Regions from separate parts of the Homo sapiens genome. Here region 1 is linked to region 2. Evidence: chromatin contacts called from ENCODE Hi-C or POLR2A ChIA-PET data. All regions are on one chromosome and are shown on one strand. Each heading gives the region's core, a stretch centred on a gene start or an enhancer-like site at or near the end of the contact. The rest is flanking DNA. Distances are from core to core; before and after follow the strand shown.

Evidence for each region. A loop is a pair of places that touch in the nucleus more often than their neighbours do. ChIA-PET counts read pairs that join two places held with the same protein, here RNA polymerase II (POLR2A). Pooled maps may share reads with other maps.
Region 1: a map of PC-9 shows a loop between it and region 2 (16-fold over the local background). The contact joins two enhancer-like sites. A Hi-C loop is called at or near these places in 5 of 168 maps with a recorded cell type or tissue (Caco-2, IMR-90, MCF 10A and 2 more), 1 of 37 single-sample maps with no recorded cell type and 7 of 50 pooled maps. POLR2A ChIA-PET finds 5 or more read pairs at or near these places in 1 of 52 experiments (Panc1).

The regions. Positions count from the first base shown.
Region 1 is chr6:12,147,199-12,151,958 of GRCh38, reverse strand. All of the region lies in intron 7 of HIVEP1 (HIVEP zinc finger 1), which reads right to left. Among named protein-coding and RNA genes, the nearest start is that of HIVEP1, 140 kb to the right of the region's middle. Within about 2 kb of position 3,329, at least 3 of the 41 ENCODE cell types and tissues checked have a DNase peak (open chromatin) inside an H3K27ac peak, as active enhancers do.
Region 2 is chr6:11,584,987-11,590,013 of GRCh38, reverse strand. No RefSeq gene overlaps it. Among named protein-coding and RNA genes, the nearest start is that of TMEM170B, 50 kb to the right of the region's middle. Within about 2 kb of position 3,298, at least 2 of the 41 ENCODE cell types and tissues checked have a DNase peak (open chromatin) inside an H3K27ac peak, as active enhancers do.

The sequences.
Region 1 (4,760 bases), core at 2,080-4,579, 560 kb before region 2:
GTCTCGAACTCCTGACCTCAGGTGATCCACCCGCCTCGGCCTCCCAAAGTGTTGGGATTACAGGTGAGTAATGGTTATATCAGGGATTGGCAAACTATGGTCACCAGCTGCATGTGGCTCTCCACTGGTTCTTGTGGATAAAGTTTTATTGGAACACAGCCAGGCTCATTTCTTTATATACTGTCTGTGGCTGCTTTTGTGCTACAGTCACAGTTTAGTATTCATGACAGAGAATAGGTGGCTTGCAAAGCCTAAAATATTTACTATCCAGCCCTTGACATTAAAAAGTTTGCCAACATCTATGCCACATCACCCTCCAGGTTTAAACCTAATTACCACCCATGACAGAGTTGATACCACACCCATCGTCCACAAGGAAGTTAAGACGCTTGTACTGTATATGATTAGAATGCATCAAAGCCAGGATTCAAAAACAGGTTTCTATGAACTTAGGAGCCCTGTCATTATGCCAATAAGATACACTGACTTTCTCCTTTTCTATTACAATTGTTCCTTTCTTGGTGTGTATAATACACACTAATACTTCAGGAGGGTAAGCACTGTGGCTTACCCCTTTGCAGCCATCAGAGACTCTAGAACAGACCTAAGGAATCTATATTTGCTTAGCAAATTCATAAATAAATGGTCCTAAAAGTTTCATTTAATTATGTCCTCCCAGCCACATTCCCCTCTCATTATAAACAAATGTTTCTAATACTCAATAAAATTTTATATCAGCACAAGATTAATTCCTTTATTTTCTGTGAATTTCAATTCATGAGGGAAAAATCAGGCATATGATGTAGCAACATTTTTGTCAAAGTTTTGATACATTTACGTCAAACAACTTCCCTAAAGATAAATTTTAAAAGTTATTATTTGAAGATGAGTCAGGTGAACCGCAACCTGCTCGCCCACTGCTGCCAGACAGTGACACCTGCTGGAAGAGTCGGAGTCGCAAAAGCAGCAGGAGGGGCTCCCTGAGAGAAGGGGCTCCCGAGGGTAGCAACCTGGCCCACGTACACTCAGTAGCAACCTTCTTTTGTTGTTGAAGTTTGCCTGTTTTTGTTTTTCACATATGTTTAGAAATATTGCTCTGAAAGCCAGATAAACAATGGCAACCTAGGGAAAAAATTTTTTTAAAGAATGTGAATACAATTATATATATATATTTTAAAGATAAAATCATCATTAAAAACATAATGGGGCAGAGTTTAATGTTTAACTTTAGGAAGTAAACCAAAATACTGTGTCACGTGCGTGTCATTCAAAATAATATTAGCACTGCTTTAAGTATAAATCCTAAAGCCTATTATGGTTTCATATTCTACACATGGAAGTGTTTCTTAAAAAGAGTAATAATGTGTTCTATAAAAATCCCGATGATAATATATTCTACAGGTTTCATTTGGAAAAAAAGCTTTGCTAGTAATTTTTAAAAATGCACCTAAATTATTTTTAAGAGTAAATGTGATATAGGTTTTAAAACCTGTGATCAAACATCATCTTTACTGTAAGTACTTAAACTCCAACAAGAATAATGCTTCTCACTGCACTTCGTCATATTAAACGGTTCTCCTAGCTGGCGGCTGAGGGTACACATTAACATTCCGTGCACTGAAGTCCAGCATTTGTTGACGAAAACATTCTTCGGATCAAAGGATGAAAAGCAAATTGCTGGCGGCTTGAATTTTGACACAAAAGGTGAAAACTAAAATGTAGTCACTAATACCCCAAGAACAGGAGAACAAAATTCCCGAGGCTATATCATGTTTTATGGCAAGAAAACAAGGGAATGTGCAGTGGAGCAGAGGGATTAGGCTTCCCATGAGCATTTCTTATCATTGCAGCTCAAGTTGCTAGTTTTAAACTAAATAGAAACTTCTTTTAAATGCCGAATGTCCACATTTTAATGGCTGGCTTATAAAAATGTATAATTCCTCCTGCTTCATTAAACGCAAACGTTTCCCAACATCCCCTAATTTATTCCATTGAGAATTAGAACATGAATTCCATCTGCTAAAAGATAAGACAGGTACCGCGCAGCCTGCTGTTGCTAAGGGTGGTAAAGAATTCAGAAGGGGTCTGTGGCCTTTCATCACATCATTTTCACATCACCCTTTAATGAACACTCTTTATCAACCAGGGACCAGGCACAATATGATGGTGAATGATAACCTGGGTATGGTGTGGTTGGCAGAGTAGAGAACAGGTCTAGGATCCTTAAAAGGAAAAGACTGAAGATAATGCTTGGAAAACACTGACATTAATTAGAAAGAAATATGGAGAAAACCTTTAGTGAAAAACAAAACAATGCACATGTAAGGGAGCAACTCAGCACAAACACAGCATAAGACCTGGGCTTTTTCCAGAACGCTATGAGCTGACGGAGATATTACCAAGTGGTAATGATGTTTAAAAAATAAGTACTATACTGGGGTGCTTTGTAGTAACACTGACTGCCTCTTAAGTGTTTAGTACATTTTGTTTAATGAATGAAAGCTCAGAGACGTTTCCTGGTGATGATTATGTTTATGCTACAGAAAAGATCAGTTAAATGACTAAGCCCCCAAATGTGTCCTATAAACCTAAAAACACAATCCTTAGGTTTCTGGCTACTGTTCTGCAAACTCTGGCAGGGGTTGTGACTTTTTAGATTTACAATCAGGTCTCCCAAATTTTGTCCTTTTTAAAAAAAGGTTTACCCCATTTTCCATGTCAGAGATCATCAAGACTCAAACATATAAGGCATGTTCTTAAATATCCTATTAGTATCAAGTATACATCACTTTCAGAAAAGCATGCTGAGTCTAATATTCCCTCTTCACATGCGGCAGGACCCCACTACTGATGTCACTACCACCCTGTTGTTAGGAAACAGGAAGTGTACCTACCAAAACAGAGAAGACAATTTTCATACTGATCAAGACTTGATGTTTCATAGTACTGGTTCCTGAAAAGACACGTGGCTCCTGATGTGGGACATTTTTCTTTCAGCACTATATTATCTAATAGTCATCTATAATCTGTTAGCATGATGAAACGACATACTTCGACTGTGTTTGGGAGAACCCAGGAAATAAAAGAGTTTCCTGGGTTATTTTGGATTTTCAGTTTTCATATAGCTAGACCAGACATCCTTCGATAACTGCAGGTGTGAAGACATAATGAAAGGTGTCTGAAAAGCCACCAAAATCACTGTTTGGAATAAAAGAGGCTGACTTTGATAACTGTTGTGGAAACTTACTGCTGGCAAAACCAGAGGATTGTCCTGAATTTCTACTGTTGACACACAGCAAATGAAATCCCGGTGTGGTTTCTAGCAGTCTGTTTGTGTAACATGACTAATATTCGAATTATGTTAGATTAAGAAGATGAGAGATGATATCAAGACCCCATGATACCACAAAAGGTTGTTCACCATTAAAAGGAAAAGACAGCAAGTTTGTGTGTTAAAATATCCCACTTTACACGATACAATGTTTTCACTTATCCTCACTGACTGGGCTAAGAAAATGGAGAATACACTGTCAGGCAGGACTCTCAAGAATGGCAGAGGCTTTACATAGTGGCTCACTTCTCAAAAGAGCTGCTGCCAAGAGCCTGCTCCCCAAGAGGGGCAGGTATCCCCTATGATGAGGGAGGTGGAGACGCATCGGGGTGTGAAGAGGATGCAGGGGGGAACCAGGCACATGAGCTCACTCGACAGTGACCAGCCCCCAGGTCTCCCTAGCTTTGTTCTGCTGGGCTGTCCACTTCAAAACTTGAAACTGTAGCACCAGAAACATTTTATTCTCCTTCATCATGTTTTAAGTCAGCCACTTCTTCTACTCCTACTGTATGTCTAATATAGTAATCATTTGCATTTTTCTTTGGAAAATAAAATTGTTAGTAAAATGAAACACTTCATAACACACTGCTCTCTTTATAACATTCTTATAGAGTTGATTGGGGCAAGGTTTTAAAACATATACAGAAGCGTTAAAGTAGGACAAGTACAGGCCTCATCTTTTACCAGAGGCTATTCTGTGGTGAAAGTTCTACACCACAGTGATCCTGGGCCAGAGCAGAAACTAATTCCAGGGGAAATAATGCTTCCTAGTTTAATAAATTGATAGCGCTATTTCCAAATTAGTCATTATACATTTATACATAGACATAAAAAACGGGATATCACAAGGGAAAATCATTTCAGACTTTCCATCCAAACTGTTAAACTCCATCTGGTGGAGAATGAGAGAGGCTGAAGTCCTGAGGTACTTCTTTTATAAAACACTCATCCACCCAGAAAAAAGGCTTTGGCTCTGTGGGAGTATTAGTATTATTGTTGCTGAATGGGATCATCCACTTAATGAAACATGCTTCTTTCTGTCATTACTGTCTAAATTCCCACTACAAAATAAAACAGCAGCAACAGCAAAAAACAAACAAACAAACAACAAACCTCAACAATGAAAATTCAAGGGTCACAGATTAAAAGCCCTATAATCTTTTGTCTCCAGAACATTTGAGAACATAACCCAGGATAAAAGTCAGATATATGTGGTCCTAAAGGGGCAATAGCTTTAAACAACTTCGGTTCAGACTTTTGTAATCAAAGAAACACTGTATGTGTCACTATTTAGAAAAATTAAAATACTCAAGAATCCTATCTAAAAAATAATAGTTTTCAAGTGTCAGAACATGAAGAAATGGGTATAAACTGACATGACAGGGGTGTTCATTGTATCCAAGCCCAGTGAATAGAGTTTAAACCTGAA
Region 2 (5,027 bases), core at 2,049-4,548:
TAATCTAACTTTTGGTTCAATCTTTTCAAATAGTTTCCCCAATACAGTCTCTAACATCACACAAACAGATTCCTGATGTCATGAGTAGGGGTGTTTTGACCTAATCCTGATTCGGAGGTTAATCAGCACACTGTTCATTTTTCCCATCACAACCAACAAAACTACTCCGGATATACTTCAGACTCCAGTCTACAGCAGTCTCGAAAACACAGCTTCCCATATCAATAATCCCAAAAGTACTGTTTTCTTTCATCCTTTTTGAACTCAAAATGTCCAGCGGGCCTTCATATTTTGCTTTGATTTGGCAACTTTTCCTGTCCAGATAATTGGTGGTGTGCATTGAACTAGTTAAGGTGGAACAAGAGTCTGAGAAGCATGCTGCTTTATTTGTGACAGAAATAGTCTGCTTAGTTAAAGTAAAAGTTGAAAAATATTAATGAAGCATTGTGGCAGTTGTATCCTATCAGCATTCGAGTGACCTGGGTGTGTAACTCTTATGACTGAAGAGCTCCCTCACAAGGTATTCCTGATGGAAGCAAACGGGACTTAACCCCTCAATAAGATCTCAAGTGAACATTTGGGCCTTTGTACGTCCTGTCTCTTAAAAGTCATAAGCCAAAGCCTTGTGGCAGGAAAATGAGCTAGTCATGGGTTACCCAGGAAGTGACCAGTTTCCAAGGGGATCCCTTTGGGCCTCTAGGGATTACCTGAGTCCAGGCAATTAGGCTGCTATGGCCACCTCTGTTCTGCTCTTCACATGCACATCTGTTCAAACAGCTGTCCAGGTCCCATAAGAGACCTTTGTTTAACCAAGTAAATGGCTTTCTTCATTTATTAAAAGCATTTTACCTTTCCCTCAAATAAGAACAGATTGTGAGGACAAAATGACATTATAGATGTGAAAATGGTTTGAGAGTAAAAGTTGAATTCCAACATTATTACAATGATGACCCTATCAGTAATATAGGCTTTACATATATCCTCCAGGCACTTGTAAAAAATGAAAAACAGGCCAGGCACAGTGGCCCATGCCTGTAATCCCAGCACTTTGGGAGGCCGAGGCAGGTGGATCACCTGAGGTCAGGAGTTTGAGACCAGCCTGGCCAACACGGTGAAACCCCATCTCTACTAAAAACACAAAAATTGGCCAGGCATGGTGGTGGGCACCTGTAATCCCAGCTACTTGGGAGGCTGAGGCAGGAGAATCACTTGAACCTGGGAGGCAGAGGTTGCAGTGAGCCAAGATCGCGCCATTGCATTCCAGCCTGGGCAACAAGAGCGAAACTCTGTCTTAAAAAAAAAAAAGCCAGAAGTTATGTGAAAAGCTGAATTTAGATCAAGACACTGTGTGTGTATATATTCTTGCATGTGCATATATGAACACATATGTTTGTGTATGATGTTGGCCAAGACATGTAACCTGTATGCCTCAGTTTCTGGATCAGCAAAATTGGAATAATACCTCTGCCTTGTTGAATTGCAAAAAAGGGAAAAAAAACAGAAGTTAGAGTTTAGATTTGAAATTTTCTTCCCTTCTCATTCACCTTGCAAAAAATCCTCCAAGTTAAACAAGTTTCAAATGAATCTGGACGTAGACTAAGGCTCAGAACTACATGGACATGTTAAGTGTCAAACGCTTGGAGCCAAACTGGTCCTGGCCTAGGAAAGTCTGAGAATAACAGGTCTATACTGATGCTGTCCTGTTAAAAGTTTCAACTTGCATTTACGAGAAAGCAAAAAGAGTTGATGTGTTTTCAGGTTTACTGAAGAAGAAATTGGCATAGAGAGATTAAGTCTAATGTGAGGTCTCATGGGCACAAAGGGTCAGAACCTGGGAGAAGACCCAGGTCTCATATCATCCCCTCTCAGGTAACATGCACAGGGCTTTCAAAAGTCACGAGTCTCAAGAAATAGAAATGCTTTTACGCTATTGATGGGAATGTAAATTAGTTCCACCATTGTGGAAGACAGTGTGGTGATTCCTCAAGGATCTAGAACCAGAAATACCATTTGACCCAGCAATCCCAATACTGGGTATATATCCAAAGAAATATAAATCATTCTACTATAAAGACACATGCACATATGTTTACTGCAGCACTATTTACAATAGCAAAGACATGGAACCAACCCAAATGCCCATCAATGATAGACTGGATAAAGAAAATGTGGTACATATACACCATGGAATACTATGCAGCCATAAAAAGGAATGAGATCATGTCCTTTGCAGGGACATGATGAAGCTGGAAGCCATCACCCACAGCAAAGTAACACAGGAACAGAAACCCAAACACCACATGTTCTCACTCATAAGTGGGAGTTGAATAATGAGAACACATGGACACAGGGAGGGGAACGACATACACCAGGACCTGCTGGTGGGTGGGGGGCAAGGGAAGGGAATCTAGAGGATGAATAAATAGGTGCAGCAAACCACCATGGCACACGTATACCTATGTAACAAACATGCACGTTCTGCACATGTATCCCGGAACTTAAAGAAAAAAAAAAGTCATGAGTCTCTCAAAATTGTAGTTTCCTCAACCCTACATCTCCCACTCATCTCTGTACCTTCTCCTATTTTCCACATCAAAGATAGCACAAGCATCTTCTTTTAACACATTTTGGAGTCACCCACCAACACCAATTCCCACGAAAAGTAAGCCAAGTGTAGTTTTATGAAAATCTGTTTGGTCCTCTTTTTTTTTTCTTTTTTGGCAACAGAGTCTCACTCTGTTGCCCAGGCTGGAGTGCAGTGGTACCATCTCGGCTTACTGCAACTTCCATCTCCCGGGTTCAAGCGATTCTCCTTCCTCAGCCTCCCAAGTAGCTGGGATTACATGTGCCCGCCAACATGCCCGGCTAATTTTTTTGTATTTTTAATAGAGAGGGTGTCTCACCATGTTGGCCAAGCTGGTCTCGACCTCCTGACCTCAAGTGATCCGCCTGCCTCGGTCTCCCAAAGTGCTGAGATTACAGGCATGTGCCATCTGGTGTCTGAAGTTCAGTCCTGATTGAAGACCCTGAGTGCAGGGGCACGTGTGTCCCCATGGCTGCTGTAGGCCACACTATGGGAAAACAAAACTCGCGCTTTTACAACCAGAACTCTGGAGCTGAAAAGACCAACCCTCCCTCTCTGAGTTTGAACTAAATAGTTTGTCTCTGTAGCATAGTAAACAAAGCAGAGCAGCTCATTAGCAACAGGATCTGCAGTGGTTGGTGACTATGTGCACAGCTGATGGGCAAGTCCCGGCCATCTTTCAGGATTCATTTATGCTGGCCGCCTTGGCTTCCTCATCTTGTACATATTTGGTTTAGAGAATGCGAGGAATTTGCTAGCTGAGCAAGTTTATTCATCCTGCTTTCTAACTAGGCTCTTTCCCACTGAGGTATGTTTCTAAAATTTCCCTCAGCAGGCTTTGTTGCAAAAGCAGTGCGGGGTTCAACGGGACAGTTTAAATCTAAAACAAATCCTCCCTAAAAATGCACTGTTCTCTGTCAGGACAGAATCTGGCTCTGTCTTTGAAACAGAAGTGCCTGAACTTATTACCAAAACTTCTAGCAAAGGCTGGAAGGACATCATCCCTCTATGTGCAGACAATACATTGAAAGAGGGCAATGGGACAAAGGTTATTTTCTAAGCACTCACTGCGTGCAACATGAGATGTCATTCCATTTTACTAATGTGAGAACTGACTGTTGCAGAAGTTAAATGACTTGGACAAGTTCAATTACTAAGTGGTAGAGCAGGAATTTAAAACCGAGTCTCATGACACAAGGCAGATTGCACTATGTGTGCGTAACCCCAAGTTGACCAACTGTATAACTAAATGTCACTAAGAAAGCGTAGACTACTAAATTAGATACTAAGATATCAAGGCTTGCATCTGTAATCCTAGCTATTTGAGAGGCTGAGGCAGGAGGATTGCTTGAGGCTAGGAGTCGGAGACCAGCCTGGGCACCAAACACAGTGTGACTCTCTCTAAATAATAAATAAAATACACTAGGTAAAATAAATAAATTAGATAAAACCATTATGCATTGAGTTGGAATTTAAGAAAAATATATAAATCAAAGTCTAGATTAATGACTTACAAAAATCATAAACTAAAGTGATTTTCTAATTTGCAAACAATCCTGATAGGTTGTTTCTAATTTGCAAACAACCTATCTTAATAATTCTTTGGAAAGTTACATTGGCTAGTGATGACATGAAGAAACCTTAATTTTTCTCATATTTAATTTTCTGGTGTGCATTTCTTTTGGAAAAAAAACATTAAATGTATCATATGGAAATGAATCCAAAAGTAACAATCAGTTAATTTCAGTTCATAGGTAATGTCCAAGGCAAAAGCAAGGAGAAAAATAAAATAGAACCACTGCACCATCTAGTGACGGAACTCTTGCTTTACAAGAAAACCACCTGATGCAATTACATTTTGCCAATCAGTCCCCAGAACTTTCTGAGCCTGAAAAATATTCATAAAATTGTCCAAAAGAAGAATGCCTAGTGACAATGAATCATAGAAAATTAAGAGCAGACAGGATAGATTCCTAAGTTTCCATTTGGAAGCTAGAGGCAAACCCAATTTTTAGTCCTCAAAGAGTGGGTGCCATGGATCCTGTTTACTTTCCCCTCTGCACCCAGAAGCTTGATGTAGTATTTTATGAGCTAATAAGGGTTTGAAGCCAGGCATGGTGGCACACACCTGTAATCCCGGCTACTCAAGGGGCTAAGGAGAAGGACTGCTTAGGCCCAGGAGTTCGAGACCAACCTGGGCAACACAGTGAGCGATCCACTCTCAAAAACAAAATAATAAAGGTTCAACTGCAAAACACAGATGGTGTAAGGATGTATTCAGTAAATCTGAAATGTTTCTCCACAAGCCTGACTAGGACTCATTCATAATGGTAAACACAAGGCTCAGTTTAAGACTAAAGCGTCTTTCTTCTAATTACCTTTCCCTGTAGTTTTGTCCAATGTAGGTGGTGATAAATCTGAAATTTACTAGCCAGGCATGGTG